2 separate regions of the Homo sapiens genome follow, and region 1 is linked to region 2. Evidence: read pairs that join two places in POLR2A ChIA-PET (ENCODE). Cell type or tissue: OCI-LY7. All regions are shown on one strand. Links, peaks and the distances in the headings refer to the core of each region. The heading gives the core; the rest is flanking DNA. Region 1 overlaps UBE2D1 (ubiquitin conjugating enzyme E2 D1). Region 2 overlaps CISD1 (CDGSH iron sulfur domain 1).

Evidence for each region. ChIA-PET counts read pairs that join two places held together with the same protein. Peaks named below come from ENCODE experiments on the same cell type or tissue, not always from the same donor. Only the 100,000 strongest peaks of a DNase experiment are listed, where the experiment ranks them.
Region 1: POLR2A ChIA-PET joins it to region 2 with 16 read pairs; 4 of 35 experiments call an interaction of 5 or more read pairs at or near these places.

Annotation. Positions count from the first base shown.
Region 1 is chr10:58,357,793-58,368,249 of GRCh38, reverse strand. UBE2D1 (ubiquitin conjugating enzyme E2 D1) reads right to left here. Exons shown (of 7, transcript NM_003338.5): 2 at 6,849-6,912; 3 at 6,724-6,755; 4 at 4,564-4,641; 5 at 3,374-3,479; 6 at 234-327. Among named protein-coding and RNA genes, the nearest start is that of TFAM, 22 kb to the left of the region's middle. In OCI-LY7, for the core only: no CTCF peak of the experiment used is centred there; no DNase peak of the experiment used is centred there.
Region 2 is chr10:58,277,446-58,287,987 of GRCh38, reverse strand. CISD1 (CDGSH iron sulfur domain 1) reads right to left here. Exons shown (of 3, transcript NM_018464.5): 3 at 1-427. The coding sequence ends at 338. Among named protein-coding and RNA genes, the nearest start is that of CISD1, 14 kb to the right of the region's middle. In OCI-LY7, for the core only: no CTCF peak of the experiment used is centred there; a DNase peak (open chromatin) is centred at 5,207.

The DNA.
Region 1 (10,457 bases), core at 1-8,000, 81 kb before region 2:
CTATTTTTCAAATACAGAGTATATACTATTGAACAGTAAGTGGGAAGGAACAAGATTTATCATAAAAGGTCTAACAGAGTTCTCAAAGAAAGGTTTACTCCATTGGAAAAAGATAAACAATATACATATAACAACCATAATCAAATTGACTTAAAACATATTGATAATATTCGTGTTTTGGCATACTATATAGGAATGTATCCATACAGAAACTAAAATAAGTAAACACTTACTTTTCTTTGTCTGATTTATAGATTTGTGCAATATCTGGTACTAAGGGGTCATCTGGATTAGGATCACAAAGTAGAGAACATATGGACAATAAAACTAGATTTAAAAGAGAACATCACATTAGACAATAACCCTTCTACTTCATACAAATTACATATGTGAAAATAATTTTAGTGAATATAGATACTGTACTTATAAAAAAAACATAAAATGAACACATCAAATTATATTTTATTCTACTTTGGTTGATAGCAAATTGATCTTTAATTTTTAAAGTTATAAAATTACCATAGGATGCATAAAATATAAAATTATTTTAGCTTTTGAAGTTTTAAATTCCGAGTTCCCATTTATTTAAAAAAATGTGACCCTCCAAAGTAGCTATTAACAACCTTTAAACTTGAGAGTTCTCTACAGAACAATCAAATTACAGTTAACAGTCCAAACCATTTTGGATACTGTGCTCATACACTCTTTTGCTTTGGCTTAGAGCTATAGTCTGTCTACAAAGAAGAAAAATTTGTAAAATTTTTTTCAATGAATCTTTACTTAATGTAGTTTATTTGTATTGCATGCATTTAAAAATAATGTGAACAGCTATCTTTATATAGCTTGCATATTTTAAAAAAGAAATGAAAATTGAAAAAGTAGTTGTTACTCCAGTATGTCAAAATTCTAATGCAAATAGCTACACTAACACACACACACACACACACTAACGATCTAAGTATCTGAAATAAGAGGGAACAAGGACTCTGGTTCCTCATTTGTCTGCTTCAATTGCATGCCACCACTTCTGAGGAGGTTCATGGAACCTCTGGACCAACCTCCCATTTCCACTTGCACCCACCCCACTGCGTTTCCTTTCTATTTTCGTACTCTTTCAAGTCCAAAGGTGGATTTATAGAGCAGAGTTGACTCTTACAATGACAGGCAAAGGGTGGGGGGGTGTTATGAACTAAAGAAAAAATTAGTATTTTATTCATCTTTCTTATCTTCTATCTGCCCAATGAAACTTAAAAGCCTTGTATATTAAACCAACAGGGCAGATTTTCAGGGCTAACTTACAGCCCCAGAATGCTTCCAGACTAACCTCATGATAAAAAGCAAAAGAAGACATTTAAAATATGGAAAAGCTCCAGGCAATGGTGGTATGTGCCTATAATGCCAGCTACTTGGGAGGCTGAGGTGGAAGAATCCTTGAGCTTAGGAGTTCGAGACCAGCCTGGGCAACACAGCAACTGCATCTCAAAAAATAAAAAAATAAAAATAATAAGCTGGGCAAGGTTGCTCACACCTATAATCCCAGCACTTTGGGAGACCAAGGCAGGAGGATCACTTGAGGCCAGGAGTTTGAGACCAGCCTGGGCAACACAGCAAGACTCTGTCTATATTTAATTAAAAAACAATCTTTTAAGATAAACAAATTAAAAATTTAAAAAAATATAGCAAAGTAAAAAATATACAAACAAATGAGCAAGGTATGATCTATCTTATAAAAAAGTAAGCAAGAAGGAAGTTCCTCCTCTGCTCACCCCTACTGCCAGGAGCCATTTGCCCCAGTTTCACTATCATGCACACAAACCATGTCTATCCTTTAAGGTAAGGAAAAGGGTAACAGTTAACATTCATGTAAGTGCCCACTATGTGCTAGGTACATAGCAACCCTGTATGGTAACACTATAAGAATCCCCATTTTACTTATAAGGAAACTGAGGCTGTTTCATTTCTCACAGGATGGTTTCCAGAATCTAACACTACTGATTCTTTATAAAAGGCTACCAATGTCAGAATATAAGTACTCAATATCTGGCAGTTTGCCATTTCTTTTATATGTATAAGGACTTGGCAGTTTATATGCCAAGTGAGATCCATTTTGTGACACCATTCCAGGAAACAGCGTATGAACTTGAATTAACCCTTCAACACAGAATCTTTCATATATCTAATGCATGACAGTTACACTGTGTGAAAGATTCTTAAAAGAATATGAGAATCTATATGAATACTGTAGATGAGCATCTTAGGTCAGAAAAACTATCGTTCATAAATAATTGAACTGAAAGAGCTATTATTTATCTAATATTTGAAAGAGCTACGGCTGTGGACCCTGCTTCCTATAAACCTTATTACTTTTAAAAACATGCTGTATATTCAAGTAGCAATTATTAAAAATAAAAAATGAGTACAGATTGCTTCCATAAATCCCTTCAAGAGAAACATTTTCTTCAATTTTATAAAAACGGAAAACTTGATGGTTGCTTCAGTGCAGCTACTTCTAACCTAAACAGTATTTTCCAACTGTCAGGTTCTCTTCTTTCAGAGAAACAAGACATAAATTAAGAGTGCTAGCACAGTAAGTAGCAGTGGCTAATGAAATAAAATGGCTTGAGATGCCTATGTATACACCTGATAATCCAGCAAAGAACAGCTATACCCCTGTAAAAGTTGAGAATCAGCACAGATCTTGTGTCAGTCACTATAATGATGCTACTGATTATTCGAAGTTTAGACTAACATGCTATATGTACTGCATTATCCTACAGTGTGAAATGTCTTTCATCTTAAATCATTTATCAATCAAATCTGGTATTTTATTCTTGGATGAAGTAAAACAGCTGTAAAGCTTTATTATTGTCAACATTTCCATTTAATGAATGGGACAACCAGTCCCAAAATCTTCCTTTTACTATCTCTTATTCTCTCTCTTCTTTTGCAGAGATGGGGTCTCCTATGTTGCCCAGGCCGGTCTCGAACTCGGGCTCAAGCAATCCTCCACTTCAGCCTTCCAAAGTGTTAGAATAACAGGCATGAGCCACAGTGCCCGGGCACTCTCTCTTTTTTAAAAGACAACACCCAAGCTAAAAGGATAAAATATCAATAGGTTTATCCCCAAATTTCTAGCTCTGATATTTTAAGGTTTTTTCTCATTTCATCATTTAGATTTGTCCATCCACACTCCCCTCAACCAAAGCTAACTGCCAAAAGCCATAGTAACATAAGAGCAAAGAGAGCAAAACAAAATCAAAACAGGAGAAAGCACAGTTGATTGTTGTTTTAAAACTTTAGTCCATAGGTAATTCTGCTGTATTTTTCCTGTCTCACTGTTATCAACTGTTTCAAACCTGATCAATGAAATTACCTTTTGATACAGTCAGAGCTGGTGACCATTGTGACCTCAGAATATCGAGACAAATACTTCCATTACTGTTTATGTTTGGATGGTAAATTTTTGTTGTGAAAGCAATCTAAACATAAAACAAAACAACAAAATATGACAATCACCTTTGAATCAACTATGAATAAAACAGAACCAATTTGCTCTAGGGTAAAATATCCTCAACTTTACATAACTTTAGAGGAGAAAAGTCATCAACACAAATCAAATAATTATCTACTTTGTGCTACACACAGTTCTAGCTAGTGAGAATGTGAACACAAACAAGTCAGCTTCCTTCTTTTGCCCTCAAAGGAACTGAAGAGTATTTTGGACAGTGTAATAAATAAGTCTCTAGTAGCCGGTATGACTGGTTGAGCAGCATCTAAAGTAATTAACCATGGCTTCCATCATATGTAGAAGTAATCCTTTTCTTAATTTGATTATTGGTGATACCTGGAAGTAACATTTGGATCTAAAACCAGGGTGCTGACGCTGTTTCAGGGCAAAGTTGAGGCGTCTCAGCTAAGAAATCCATTAAGAATCCTAATTTTCCACAAGAGTTGTCATACCATTTCATAAATACAATGTTAATCTGTTTTTAACTATTTAAAATAATTATATCCTGAGTGACAAAATCTGCCCACTTTTCCCCTCCCTGATATCCCCATCATTTGTTTCCTCTTTAGAGCAAATCTAAATCTAACATGTGTTTCTCTCTCCTACCATACTAAATTAAGGGACTGCTTCATATTTACTTTCGGATTCCCCAGTGTAGAAGAACACAGTAGGTACTCGGTGAATGTTTATTGAATACTTAAAAAAAAAAAACAGAGAAAGAATGATCAACTTTGTAAGGATAATCCCATGAATAGAAAAGTCTGACTCTTAATCATAAAAACGTCCCAAACTACACATATCCAATAAGAAGGAAAAGAAAAGCAAGGAATTTAATTTATAGCATGACACGTACTGACTTTTGTTTTATAGACTTAATACAGTATTTCAATAAGAAATCAGATTTTAGATTCAGTAGTTTTTACAAAACAGTTTGAAAATGCTAACCTCCCCACAGTCTTTGACATATCAAATGAGCTCTAGATAATCAAATGAGCTCTAGATAAAGAATAAAATCTCTTACATGGGAGTCACATCAATCATAAAAATAAAAATACCTTTGGTGGTTTAAAAGGATAATCTGTCGGAAAATGTACAGTGAGAAAGAAGACTCCACCTTGATATGCGCTATCAGGCTGAAATTACAAAAGATTTGCATCAGCATTTGATTACTATATTTATTTATAACAACAAAATTATTTCCCCCAAATATTATCAGTTTGAAAAAAATGCCATCATGTTTAAAATAATTTCATTAAATATTACCAATATGAAAAAAATGCAACCATTTTGTCATAAGTTCAAATCATTTACTTTGAGAACAGGTTTCTCTGCAGGTACGAAGGAGGATTTTCCAACAACTATGCCGACATCATAAAATTTAAAACAAAACAAAAACAGGACACACACAGTGCTGTGACTTGTCCAAACAAATCTGGTTATGAGTACAAATTGTTAAAGATCAGTATACACACGACTGCTGTGGGAAAAGATCATTTTCTGCAGCCGTAATCAGTATTTTTTTTGAAAAAGGGTTGAGGATAGTAAAACTTAAGTTCTGATGTTCACTTGATGACCAAGAATGGAGATGAACTGAAGAGGCTGTCGTGAAAAGAAAATGCTAAGGACCCTGCTACACAATTTATGTGCCAAATCTTCGTTTAGTAATTATTTATAAAATAATGTAGAGAACCCAAAAAAATCCAAAACAAAATTATATATTCATGCTACTATCAAATTGGGAATCAACTTTACTAGAGAAATTTAAATTTGACCATGTTTCTTTATAGCCATTAGAAAATATAACATTACAAGCAAAAAAATTTTAAAAAAAGAAAATGCTAGCAAACTATACCTACAATTCTATTTTAATTCTTTCATATTTAATTAAATATATCATGTTATATTAGCATTCTGGTAATAACACCAAGACTCATTACTTTCTCGTTAAGTTTCCACATATATGCTAGAGGATTTTCCTGTATAATAATTCTTACTATATATATTGTTTAAACAATTCTAGTTTATCAAAAATTGTAAGAAATATAGAAAATGAAGATAAATTACAATGACAGATATGGTCCAGAGTACTGTAAATATTTACATTACTAAAGTAAGGGAGTTATGAATAACATGATTATAACCATTTGTTACATGTGATTCACCTAAAAAATATTTGTGAAAGGCCATAATTCAAAAGGTAAGGGTGGGCCTTTAAATGAGAGTATTTTGAAGGTTCTTAGTAACTAATTAAAAACAAACAGAAATAAATGGATTCTTATTGAAAGTTGTTATATAAATACATTGTATTTTGCCTTTTTAGAAAAACAAACTTAATAAAACAATAATTTGAGACAACTGCCCAGAGTACTGCTTTGAAATTCAGTAGTTTTGGTGTTTTTTAAAGTTAAACACAAGGTCGTATGATTAAAAACTCTGTAACTCACTAGATAAAGCTCTTTCAGGGCAGGGAGAAGAGAATGGTGTTCATGGAAACATGTTACTTATGTACTCTCACCCAGAAAGTAGATTTGAGCTGTCAGTGCTCATTCTTATGCAATCAGATTTTTTGCTCATAGAAAGAAAAAGCCTGTTTCAAGTCTTGTAACTGCCTCTAAAGTATTGAAAGAAATAATTTTAACAAAAGTAATAAGTATTGAGAGTAGCCAATTATCAAACAGCAGATAATTTTGTGTTTAGGACAATGCAACAAAATTAAAAGCAGCAAATTTATAAGGAGGTAAAGACAGACCCATTGTAATATTTTATTGATTCTCTTTCACAAAAAAGAACAGTGATGAAACTTATGGCAAACTGACACTTGTTACTTGTAGGAATTCAATTATTGGCTTCATTAGACTAATTTCTAACCTACCAAAACTGTGGATGTGAGAATGATTATGGTTAATTACAACTAACTCTCTGTGACTTAAAAAAAAAAAAAAAAAAGATAAACACACAGCCTGGTTGCGAGCTGTGGCACTCCATTATGTGTAATGATCTAGGATTCAGCAAAGGAAAACATAATAGTGATCCCAGGAAATATTTGCCACCAATGCTTTGGAAAATCATTGTAAATCCTTAATAATATTTTGCTTCCTAGGTGATTCAAAGTACAAGAATATTCAACCTTCATCACAAACATCTGATCAAAGGTGAAATGGCAAGAATGAAGTATGGCTGAGGGGGTTAATTTCATAGATATGAATCATACTTACAGGCCCCATAATAGTGGCTTGCCAGTGGAACACTGAAACAAACAAAGGAGTTTTGGAGTCATTAACAAATGTTCAAACCTATATTTTTAAAGGTAGCATAATCCCAGAAATAGAGCAAGGCTTACAGTCATCTCCCACAGGTCCAGCTGAACAGTGAGCAGGTGGATCGCGCTGTAGATCACTCAATTCCTGAAGGAAATCAAAAATATGTAAGGTTAATTCCTTCTTTTCCCAATGAAACAAGGGTAATGATCCATTAAGATGCAAACTATTAGCTTTAAAAACATTTAAAGCAGTTCTATTCAAAATATAAAAACATAAATTGTACTCTGTCATTGACTGGTAGAAAGAATAAGGTACTCAATTCCTCCATGAGACAGCTTCAGACCTTGAAAAGATTAAATGGAAAAAAAATACTGTTTTTCTTTAACATCCCTAAGAGAAAAACTATTTAATGAGTACCTACTGTATGTAAGATAATTTATGTAAATGCTAGGTTGATAATATATCAGAAAACAGGTACTATTTTAACAGGTTACAATCTATTGAGGGAGCATGAAGGCTCAGAAAGAATAATACTTCAGGATAACTTTTTTTTTTTTTTTGAGACAGGATCTCACTTTGTCGCCCAGGATGGAGTGCAGTGGCACGAAAGCTCACTGCAGCCTCAACCTCCTGGGCCTAAGCGATCCTCCCACCTCAGGCCCCCACTCCTACCCCGAGTAGCTGGCACTACAGGCATGTGCCAGCACACCCGGCTAATTTTATTTGTAGAGATGGGGTCTCGCCATGTTGAACAGGTTGTTCTCCAACTCCTGTGCTCAAGTGATCCACCTGCCTCGGCCTCCCAAAGTATTGAATTACAGGCATGAGCCACTGCACCCAGCTCATTTAAGGACAACTTGAAATGGGAAATAAACGAGCAGCAGTCAGGCCATGTTTTGAAACTTAGAACATTGATTCATACCCTGTTTCCTGCCCTCAAGGCAGCAAAGATCACAGAAAGGACACAGCTTTAGAGTTCACCCCGCCCCTGGGTTGTAATTCCAGTTCTTTCCATTTTTCTTCTTTTCTCTTTTTTGGATTTTTTTTTTTCCTCTAACAGAGAGAATTCCAGTTCTAATAGATCTCACTCTTTGGCCTTGTGGAAGTTACTTCACTTCTTTAGCCACAGTTTGGGAGAAACTGATCATCCCAAAGAAGAAAGGCATACATTCAATATAAAGGACTATAACTGAAGAACTTAATTTAGTTTGGAAGATCAATAATCATCTCTGAGGAAGTGACATTTAAGCTGAAATCTAAAGGATGAGTAGGAGTTACTTTTGGAGGAAAAGAGTGATACTGGGAGGCAGAGTGGCAGAGGATGAGGCTGGAAATGTGGGCAGAAGCCAGGCAGGAAACAGACAACCATACAGACCACATTAATGATGTGGTGTTTTATACCAAATGCATTAGGTAGGGGGTGAGGGAGGTCTTAAGAAGTGGCATGTTCTGATTTAATGGATGGTTGTGACTGGATTAGACATGGGAAAGAGGAGAAGCTACAATATTAGTTGCTGCATAGGCAAGAAAAATGGGGGCTTAGATTGGAGAAGTGGCAACAAGATAGAAGTGGTAGATGTGAGATACTCTGAAGGGCCTATCTATCACAGGAGTTGATGAATTACATGTGCAGAGGAAGGAGAGAAGTCATAGATATGTATGATGAAGATTAGGGACAGCTAACATTTATTCAATGTCTTAGTCATTCTAACAATCCTCAGAGATAGGTGTTATTATGTTCCCCATTTTACAAGTGAATAGTTAAGGTGACATACTTCACTGCATGCTTGAGTAACTACTATAGGGCGGAACTGGGATTCAAACCCAGGTGGGCGATCATCTCATGTTTTAGTTCCACAAATGTACGAATGTGGATGCCATTCACTGAGATAGAGAACAATAGAAGACAAACTGATTTGGAGAGTAGATATGTTGAATCTGTAATCCTTGTGATATGAAGAAACAATGTGGTTCAACATACAGGGGTGGACCTTAAAAAAGGATAGAAATTGGAAAATCATTGCATATATCTGATATTTAAAACCATGAGAATGATGTAAACATTTTTGTGGGAACACACAAAAATAAATATGCACTTAATCAAATCTAAGATGTCATCAACTGTACAGCACATCCTTATTTTAAGTACCAATAATTAAGAAAAAATGCTGCCAATTTATTTTAAAACACCATCAATTGTAAAATGCATCCACACTTTAGAAAAGTTAAAATGTGAAAGATGTCCACCTTAGAATCACTGCAATAAGGTAATTATGGCAATGAGTTCAGTGCTCTAATAGAGACAAACAAGAAGGAGGGTGTGACAGGGAAAGGCCTTCCTAAGAAAGTGATAAATGAGCTGGGTGACTGAGCCAGGTACAAACTCAGGTCTCCTTCTAAGCTCAATGTTATTTTCCAGTATACCTTGGTATTTTCATTTTTGTTTTGCTTTTTTTTTTTTTTTTTTTAAATAGCTGGTGCGGTTTCTCTTCCTAGTAAGAATTAACTAACAGGGTTAGCTGCTTCTTTGGTCCATGTTACAGTTAAGCAATAACGGACCAAGCAGGCTGATTCATGCCTGTAATTCCAATTACTTGGGAGGCTGAGGCAGGAGGGTCGCCTGAACCCAGGAGTTCGAGGCTGCAGTAAACTATGATTGGGCCTCTGCACTCCAGCCTGGGTGACAGAGCAAGACCGCATTTAAAAAAAAAAAGAAAAAGAAAAAGCAATAAGGAAACAGATTTCAGACTTTGACTTAACTATGCTGGGTAAAAGCAGCAAGGCTTTGAAGTTCAAGTCTGGGTGCCACCACTCACTTCCCACATGATCTTGGGAAAAATCTTTTTTTCTCTCTCCAAAGCTCAGTTTTCAAGTGGCACTACCTCCATCCACAGTTTCTATGACAACCAAGTGAAATGATACATGTCAAGTGTACAGCACAGTCTCTGGCACATAGTAAGCATTCAAATAAAGGGAACTGACAGCCTTCCAATTCTCTAGCAGCAGAATACAATTATTAAAATAGTTTAAATGACTGAGGGAGGAACAGTTCCCAAATCACAGCCCCATTTTAGAAGGGCTGTGCCTTGTAACAGTTTTCTAATTTGGGCTTTTAGGAGATTGCCTCTGTAATTATTCATCATGTTGAATTTTCTAAACATTAGTGTAAATGGGACTTCTTTGCCCTCATTTTAACTAGCAAACTAGTTAATCAGAAAATGATAGTCTCTGTAGTTTTAAAAAATTGTTAATGACTTGCATGTACATATTTTACAGAGATAATGTGTATGTGAATAAATCATACATATGCACAAATACATACTGATTTTCTTTATTAACAAGAAAAATGAAAACCTTATTTTAGTTGGAACAGCCTTGAACCATATTCAAATTTCACATGTCAGGCTGTTCTTCAAAACCCTTTAAAATATTATATTATATATAAAAACAAAGGTTATCTTGTTATTATTATTATTTTTGATGCACTAATTCTACCTCCTCTGTTAGAAGTTAGGGCTAAGGAAGAGAGAGAAAATCTAACACACACCTGAAAAGGCCGAGTTCTTAAGCTGTCACTTTATTACAGCTCATCCACATAGGAAAGAGGCAGCTGATAGTATATCAAACATCCTTAATATTCACATGGATCATTATTTGTCACAAATAATTACAGTAATGCTTTGGGGAGG
Region 2 (10,542 bases), core at 817-8,816:
TTTTGAGAATAATTTAATATGTTGACTTCAAGATACAACTATATTCTATATAAGGTACAACTCTATATGTCAGTATTTTAAAGAAATGGATCCTTACAAGACCAAAATAACCCACAGGCCATGCAGGTTGGTTTTTCCTTTTTTTTTTTTTTTTTGTTTAAACAAATGTGCACCACGATGTTTCAACAAGACAAATGCCATAAATGTGAAAGCTGCAGTTTGCAATATACCACATTTAGAATCCAGCGAAGGTGAATCAGACAGAGGTGGTAGTCATTCTAATTAAACAATCAGGTAACTTCACGACAAGCTGATTTGCAGCATCAAAAGTGTCCATTTAAGTTTCTTTTTTCTTGATGATCAGAGGGCCCACATTGTCTCCAGTCTCTTCGTTATGTTTTGTGTGAGCCCCATCACAGAATGGGAACTAGGAAGAGAAAGAATGAATGTGAAACATCTAATCTCAAAATCAGTATTATGCTCGGCAGAGTGGAAGGTGATGCTTAATTCATATAACATAAAGATTTTCTTGGCTATCTTATATAGGCTTTCTTAAACAGCATATGTAAACTACATATGCTACTTAGTAAGATGAAGAAATTGACTTGTGCATAATACACACATCATTTATTGAATTTCAGTGTGATTGTGATGAGTGTTGAAGGCCTTTCTTATGTTTATATATTAGTTACATTCCTTTCTAGTGAACATGTCCATTGCCTATTTACTTCTAAGAGTTTAAGTTCATTTATTTAAAATCAATTTGCGGCCAGGCGCGATGGCTCATGCCTGTAATCTCAACACTTTGGGAGGTTGAGGTGGGTGGATCATTTGAGGTCAAGAGTTCAAGACCAGCCTGGCCAACATGGTGAAACCCTGTCTCTACTAAAAATACAAAAATTAGCCAGGCATGGTGGCGAGTGCGCATAATCCCAGCTACTCAGGAGGCTGAGGCTTGAACCTGGGAGGGGAAGTTGCGGTGAGCCGAGATTGTGCCACTGCACTCCAGCCTTGGTCTCAAAAAACATAAAAATAAAAAATAAAAAATAAATCAACTGCATATTATTCCTCTGTTATTTTTGCAGCAGTCTTTCCCAAATCTTTTCATTTTGCTTATTTTTTCATATTCTCAATTTCTCCACTTTCATACAAATATGTCAATATCTCCCTTTTTAACATCATTCATGGAGACAGCTTTCTTCTAGAGATGTGAGAAATACAAATTTCCATTCATTTTCATGAATTCACATTTTAGATATAACTGCTGTTTTGGTGTCCAGTGGGAGGGAGAGGGACAAAACTAAATTTCTAACATAGTGTTTTGCAGAGTGTGGTCCAAAGAACCTGAATCCTGCAAGACACTCTGATTTGGTTTCATTCTGTGTTAAAAAAACATATCATATAGCCCATTTGAATCACAGCACACATTATTTTAATTTTGCTATAAAAAACACAATTTTATCCCAGAGTTTCTCAAGGTGACTGGACTATGGACACTTTAAATTTTGATTTCTATTATCATAGTTTTCTGTAGAGCACACTTTGCAAACGCTGTTCTAAGATCCTGTTGCTTCAGCATTACTGGAGGCTATTGCTTCCCACATTATTACCTTTATTCGTAACTTTATCAAAATAAATTCTACATGTAAAAGCACCTATTTATAGGTTCTATGTTACGTTGATCGGCCTACTACGCTGGGATATTTGCATTTTAAACATTTCAGTGTTTTGTAGGGCTAGTTTTCCTTCATTGTTTCTTTTTTTTACTTTTTTTTTTTTTTTTGAAACGGAGTCTTGCTCTGTCGCCCAGGCTGGAATGCAGTGGCGCGATCTCGACTCACTGCAAGCTCCGCCTCCTGGGTTCACGCCATTCTCCTGCCTCAGACTCCTGAGTAGCTGGGACTACAGGCGCCCGCCACTACGCCCGGCTAATTTTTTGTATTTTTAGTAGAGACGGGGTTTCACCGTGTTAGCCAGGATGGTCTCGATCTCCTGACCTCGTGATCCGCCTGCCTCGGCCTCCCAAAGTGCTGGGATTACAGGTGTGAGCCACCGCGCCCAGCCTGTTAACTTTATTAAACTTTATCACTTTATTCCTCCAGATAAGCTTGAGAATGTTTTTTGCCAAGTTTTAATTTCTTTTGTAGTTTTCATCCTCAGATCTCATGTATATTCTGGTAAGATTATTTCTGTCATATTTTTAATCACTATTATAATTTATTTTCATATCTGAACATTCTTGCTATATAAAATCATTTTTAACAAGTATATCCTCTATTGTAAAATGAAAAAATAAGAATTTAATAATATTTCACTTAACTCTTCAGGATTTTACACTTAGAAGGAATAATTATCAGTAATTTTTTTGTTTCTCTATATTTGTATCTTTTATTTCTATTTCATGTCAAATGACAAGAGCTAGCATCTTTGCCTTAATCTTGGTGTTTTGAATGTATCTACACTCTAGAATCTAGAGTTTCACTGTTTAGTCTAAGGTACACTGTTGCTTTGAAGAAGCCTATTTAGAAGAGTAAAGTAAGAGGATTCTTAGCCTTATGAGTAACAAGTACCTCATTACGTGCAGTGAAGGGAGCATAACAGATCAGTGAAACTTCACAATGATGGTATTTAATCTTAAACTTTGATATCCAAAAGGCTACTTAATGTTAAAGTAATCAAATTTTAATCTATCTGTAAATAATTGCAAGAGGCACTAAATTAGCTAAAAATTACAGAAAAACTCAAGGTATTGGCATATCTTATATTTCCAGATATAAATTCTATCCTGTCGTAGAGGGCAGTGTAAATGTAATATATGTAAAGTTTATATTATTTCTTTTTTTGAGGTCAATAAGATGTGGTACACAGTATATTCATATTAGAAACAAGCCTTGATGCAAAAACATAAAGTCAAGCTTTCAGTTTTTTCTTGGCATGGATGAGGAAAGAGGCGATAAAAATTAAACTAAAATGTATCCCACAGCAAAGTACAGCATTTCAAAGTGACATATGTTTAATAAACAAACACAGATGATTTTACAGTGAGCATAAAAGTTTACATTGTAAAGACTCTTTTTATAAATAGCACACACAAAACACTTCACTATAAATTAAATCCATGCAGGCAACATTTCTGAAAAATGAAATATTTCTAAATAACTTACTGAAATGGCATGTTTAACTTTTATTTTTTAATCTTATGTTGAAAATATTAGAAACTAACATTTTCTCAAATTATTTTCCTCCATATACAGAATAGGAGAGAAATCTATAGAAAAAATATACAAAGAAAATCTTACAAAATATAAAGAAAGTCATATATCAAAAGTGAGAATACATTTTTTCTCATCACCCAATTCTGCCTAAAAACTGAAATTAGCCTGTTTCTTCATATTCTTAAAAGCAAACACATATTTCTTTAAAAAGCAATGAGTAGTTTATCCTGGTTATTTGTTAATAAACTTTCATGCGATTAAAGTGTATAAAGCTTTTATGCCTTTATAATGCAAACTAGGTGTTAAAAATAATTTTGTGCAGAGACGTATTTTTTAATAGTACTTTTTATATCACTTAACCCTAGGAATTACTGCCTTATGTGTCTTGCTTTATTTCTGATCTATGCAGGAGAAAGATAATATGTGGTGGGTATACAGTTTTTTTTTTTTTTAAGAGATTAAATTAGATTGCACAGTGGTGCAATCGCAGCTTACTGAAGCCTCAATCTCCCAGGCTCAAGGGATCCTTCCATCTCAGCCTCCTGAGTAGCTAGGACTATAGGTGCATGCCATCACACTCAACTAATTTCTGCATTTTTTTGTGGAGACAAGGTTTCACTACATTGGCTGTTACATTCTCAAAGTGTTGGAATTACAGGCCTAAGCGACTGTGTCTGGCATTATATACTTTCAAATACAATGTAGGAAGTACAGTAATTTTTACATTAAATAATGTACAAAAATATGAGAATTTTATTAACTTTTTCATTAAACATTTTGAAATTTGTTAAATTGTTTTAAATTATGAAAAAAACACAAAGAATATTAAATTCAGTTCGTGTAGTATTGATACTTAATTTATTCTAAGATGTCAGCGTTTGTTTATTAACAAATCCTGGAAAAAGTCTGTAAATCAAATTTCCTTTATGTCCAGAAAACATCCTTTTATGTTTGTTAACCCAATTTGAACACTACAAATCCCAAATATCTTTAAAAGTGGGGGAAGAAAGGGTTAGAAGAAGTTGGAATAAAGCTTTAGTAGAAAAAACAGTGGAGGTCCTTGCTCTCCACCTGGAAAGCTAGCAATGCTATATGGATCTTCATAAAAACACAACATTTCTTTTTAATGGCCCCACATCTCAAGTTATGCCTCTGTTTTAATAAATGCTCCTCTTTGACTTATCTCTTCCACCTGAAACAATTTTCTTTTAAAGACTATCTTCCTTCTCTGAACTTCGTACTTTGTATTAGAGTTTTGATTTTCTGTCCCAAGGAAGTTGCCTGGCACCATTTTGGCTCATTACCATAAACTGTCCAGAAAAATATGCTTGCTTTGGTTGAGAACGAAAACGAAGTAATGAGATTTTTGAGACTAACCTAGAGATTATGACATTTTATACCATTCTTATGTACCTATTTCAATAAACCTAAGACAGTAGCTATAATATGAAAATGTACAAAGATAAATTAAGATTTTTATAAGACTGTCTTTATGTGGATTGGCCAAGGAATGTCACCAACATTCAGAATATCGTTTTTATGAAGAAAGACTCAGTAAAATGCACTTCTAAGCCATTAACAGGATGGAGGATTTCTCTTTTTCCCCCAACACCCTCCCGCCAAAAAAAAACACCCAGGATCAAGCCTACTACCAACGACAAAACAAAAGTATCATTAACTCAAATCTTACCCTGTAAATGAAAGAAAATGAGTCTAAACATGTCCAGTTGCATTTCATTTCAATTTCAGTTCAGCTCCTGATGTTAACTGGTAAGACTTTCCTCTCTTTCTTCTTAGTCTGTATTCTTTTGCTGTCCTTGTTTGAACTGCCTCCTAGGTGGCCGTCATACAACTCAGCAAGTGATGTAACCAACCTGAAGTTGCAGGGAAAGGAACCTAGCAATACTACATCCCATACCCTTCCCTCTTACATCAGAGTCCTTTCATCTTCTTGTTTCGAAAGTAAGACTATCTCTTCCTTTTTAAGGCTGAGTTTCACATCTGTGCTGTTACTCTCATTTCCTTCCACCCTTTGTCAAGATACCGCTGACTCAAATAGTATCTTTCCCTGTAGTCACTTTAATCATTTCCTCTATACTGGCTCCTTTCATTCTCACTTCAAATATGGATAGCCCTTTTGTGAAATACAATTGGCCCCATCTGTATCTGTGGGTTCCACATCCATGGATGCAACCAACTGCTGATAGAAAATACTCGCTAAAATAATTGTATGGGTACTGAGCATGTACACTTTTTTCCTTGTCATTATTCTCTAAACAATACAGTATAACAACTATTTACATAGCATTCACACTGTATTAGGTATTATTTGCAATCAAGAGATGACGTAATAATTTAAAGTATACAGGATTATGTGCATAGCTTATAGGCAAATACTGTCATTTTAAATCAGGGGCTTGAGCATTCTCAGATTTTGGTATCCATGGGAGGTCCTGGAACCAATCCATGGACACCGAGGGAAGCCTGTACTATAAAATAAACCAATTTCTGGGCCGGACACAGTGGATGACACCTGCAATCCCAGCACTCTGGGAGGCCAAGGCGGGTGGATCACTTGAGGTCAGGAGTTCAAGATCAGCCTGGCCAACATGGTGAAACCCTGTCTCTACTAAGAATACAAAAATTAGCCAGGCATGGTTGTGCATGCCTGTAATCACGGCTACTCAGGAGGCTGAAACACGAGAATTGCTTGAACCCAGAAGGTGGAGGTTGTAGTGAGCTGAGATCACGACACTGTACTCCAGCCTGGGTGACAGAGTGAGACTCTCTCAAGAAAAAGAAAAAAAAAAAAAGCCAAGCCAATTTCTGAAACATCAGATGACATACCAATGCTGGCAAGAGAAGCACTGGACAAAAGGGAGGGATATGTTTTTAAAAAATGTAATTTCTGCACATTACTAAGAAATCTGATTCATTAGGGTTGGGAAACCTGCTCAAGATGTTACAGACACACAACAGGTTACTAGTGACTGCACCTTAAGAATGAATTAGATTTGAAATTTGTATCGCATATAACATTTTTTCCATTGGTAAAATGATGTTTAAATTTTGTTATAAATACAACTGGTTTGTATGAGGGAAAAATTACTGACTATAAACTCAATGTAGCCACTTAATCAAAGGTATTAATTAGTCTTTGTGAACTGGCGTTTAAGTGTGTGACTTGGCACCTGTGTGATAACCTTAGAACCACAGGAATGTGGGGAGTTTCCAAAAGTCTCTGAAGAATAACAACATTTGTTAACTTGGGTAATATTCAAAGCAAACTGTTAATTGATTAATGCAGGAATAAGTGCCCAAGATGCAATGAAAATTCAGAACTGACAAATTCAAGACACAAAGAGGATCACTAAACAGCATAAAAGATAAGCCAGAGGGGGAAAAAAAGGCATGAGAAAACTGGAAATAAAATGACTGGTCTCATTCCCTCTCTTAGTCCTCTCTCAGTCCACCTACAGGAAATGGCAGTCCCTGGCCTAACCATCTGGAAACTCTAAATTGTAAAATGAAAGAATAATCCTGGAATGTTTTGAATTATAAAGTCTAATAAACATTTACACCACTAGTTTGTGTCCACTGGTGATTCTTCCTGAAATATTTGAGATCTTAGTTCATGAAAGCCCATATTTAGTTTATTGGATTCTTTGCCCTCTGGGAAAACCCAATCAAAGCAAACACCCTTTACTTGATCTCAAAGCCAAGCTGTAGTGTTCACTCAAGCAATTATGTTACTTTTCTTTCCATTCACTGTTGCATCTACGGAAAATATGACATAGACTTCTGTCGTTTCTTTATTAGTTAATTTGCACTTTAACTCACATGGACATAGCTTCTATTCTAATTACTCCGTTGAAATGACACCAAAATGGCAATTGCTTAATCTAATAGTCTTGTCTATTCATGTAGCTGTCTTTGCACAGGCCAATGTTCAGTACCAGATCATTGAAACTTTTCCCTCTTCTACTTTGAAGCTATGATATTTTTAGTTTTATTCTAACCTCTCTGGCCCATTCCATCTCCTTAAATGGCTCTTGTCCCCCTTCCAAAATGCAGAAAATTCCCCAAGATTTCATATTTAGCCCTTGATTTTTATCCATATCAAAGATCAGTTGCATTCCTACACTTGACTCATCAGTTTTGCTGATCTCTATCTCCAACCCTGATGTCTCACATTTCGTGTTGTCTGCTGTGCATTTCCATTCAACTATCATCTCAAATTCACTCTCTGAAACAGAACTCCTTATCGCTGTCCTGGAAAATTTGCCTTTTACCTCGAATCTCTTATTTCTGTTAATGGCATAACCCTCTTCTAATCCTACATGCTTAGATCCTTCAATGAGCTTTAGTTTTTCTCCCCTAGTCTTTCACACAGAAGTCAGTGCATTTGGCTGATCCTTTCCCCGAAATCTTTTATGTCTCTGATCATTTGTCTCCATTTCCATAGCTAGCACCCCGGTAAAAGTATCATAACTCTATGTTTGAAACCCCTGTCAAGGAGCTCCCCATGTCTGGAGTCACAGACTCCTCACACTGGTCCTCAAGATTGTCCTCAGTTTAGATTTATTCCTTGGGGAAGGGCAGTACAAGAACCAGACTAGATTCTTTATTCATTTCACCTTTGTTCACAAGTCCTTCCTTGCAGATTTTGAGAGTCTCCAATATATGCAGTTTATTCAAATGTTACCAATTTTTCTCAGAGCAATTTAACTCCCAAGTATATGACTATGCTTTCCCAGAAGATGTGATGTTTTTTTAATTAAGAAAAAACAAAAACAAACAAAAAACAGAGACTGGGTCTCACCATGTTGCCCAGGCTGGTACTGAACTCCTGGCCTCAAGTGATCCTCCTGCCTTGGCTTCTCAAAGTATTAGCATTACAGGTGTGAGCCACTGCACCCAGCCTCATGGTGTAATTTCTTCCTTTTAGCTTCCATTTATTTAGACCACTTACACTGCATGTACTATATACATCTGTGACATCTGCTGTTTTACTCTTTAATGTTTCTCACGCATGCATATATAGTAGATAGTAAATGAACTACTGAAGATCACTAAGGAACTATAAAACTCCAACTTAGAAATTCCACAATTTCTAGATTACTTTATTATTTTCTAGTAACCCCACCAGTACTTATCAACAATTTCAAATTCCAAATGAATAGTGCTCTTCATAATTTGTTGTAATGAGCCTATTAATTTCTGGTTTATATTCAATATAGTCATCAAGGAATTTTTGAACAAAATGGCATAATCTAAGTACTTTATCACTGGATTTATTGGGAGAAAGGAGTGAAATATGCTTTCTAGTATGGGTTGAGTAATCCTTATCTGAAATACTTGTCATAAAAAATGAAAATAAATGCTTGGGACTTTTCATAAAAATGAAAAGAAAATCTGAAATCCAAAATGTTTTGGATTTCAGATTTTTTCAACTTTTGAAATGTCTGCATATACATAATGAGGTTATCTTGGGGATGGGATCCAAGCCTAAACACAAAATTTACTTATGTTTTATATATACCTTATACATGTAGCCTGAAAGTAATTTTATACAATATTTTACATAGTTTTGTGAATGAAACAGTTTGTATACAAGGAACCATCAGAAAGCAAAGGTGTCACCATCTTAGTCACACATGTGGACTATCTGTGGTTATCTTGTATCACCATCATTCCCGACTATGAATTTATATGCTACTGATAAGCAATCATTTTCTTGCATGTATTCACATGTCAGTACTTAACAGTAAAAAACATAACATACCATTAATTCAGTTAACAAAAAAAGTGCTCTGGGAAATTAAGCAGCATAATAGCACCACCAGAATACCTACATCAGCAGCTGGGGGGGCCTTTTTTTCCCTTTGGGTCACTGACTTAACTGTGTCCTCTGCGTCTGTGTTTTGACTTCAACCGGTGAACTGTCACATGAGGTCAGGTATGGAATTTTCCACTTGTGGTGTCATGTCAGTGTTCAAAATATTTCAAATTTTTGAGCATTTCAGATTTCAAATTTTTGGATTAGAGATGCTCAACCTGTACCTAGTATGTGGCTTCTTCCATATTTGTGACAAGTTATTTGCGAAAATGACCCTCTACTATGGGGAGAGATCCCCAACATAACGTGCTTTCAAAAACAGATACATCATTTTTATTGATTTTTTTGGGGGCCCTTTAACATTATTTTTTTCATTGTATTTTATTTTATTTTTTGAGACAGGGTCTCATTCTGTCGCTGGAACGCAGTGTGATGCAATCACAGCGTGATGCAATCACAGCTAACTGCAGCCTCAACCTCCTGGGCTCAAGTGATCTTCCTGCTTCAGCTTCCTGAATAGCTGGGACTACAGGTGCATGCCACCATGCCTGGCTATTTTTTTTTTCAACAGATGGTCTCACTATGTTGCCCAGGCTGCTCTTGAACTAATGGGCTGAAGTGATCTGCCTCAACCACCCAAAGTGCTGGGATTACAGGTGTGAGACACCACGCCCTGCTGAAATCCATTTTATTTGAATGCTAAGAGTGATAGTACAGTGTTTATACCATATTTCTCACAACACACCAGAAATCCTGAAGTCATTCGGTGTACAAATCCTTTTGAGATGCTCGAGACAGTATTTTATCAACTGTGGATCACTAGCTGCCATCATGTCTAAAACCTGCAGGTTTCATAGATGACACCTCCAAAAGGGACTTGATAAAATACAATTCTCATATAAGAAAATAAGATTTTAGGATCCTATATTGTTAGATATTTAACTAGAGGAGTTGCAGCTGAAAGAAGGTATAGGACATTTACCACATAAGTTTTTACGGGTGATTTTAAAGAAGTTTCTTTTCAAATTTCTAACACTTGTCTTAGTATCTGGTGCTTGAAAGCTCAAAAAAAATTTTTACTTCTTCTGCTTCTCTTTGTGATTAGGCTGTACACTTCACTTTCTGGGACAGTGGAAGCTAAGAAATCCTAAGAGCAAATTAAAGGGATTTTCTTCTTTTCTTTGGCCAAGAATATGGTTAAATCTGCCTGAACTCGATGAGGGTACAACGTAATTCTACTGCATACTGGTTAGATATTTTAGAAAATATATTTCTTTAAGAGCATATGGAAGGCAAAGAAGAATAGGATTCATTAAAAAAAAAAAAAGAAAGAAAAAGTGATATTATAACAGGTCACACGTGGTGGCTCACACCTGTAATCCCAGCTACTCGGTGGCTGAGGCACAAGAATCACTTGAACCGGGAGGTGGAGGTTGCAGTGAGCTGAGATCACACCACTGCACTCCAGCCTGGATGACAGAGCAAGAC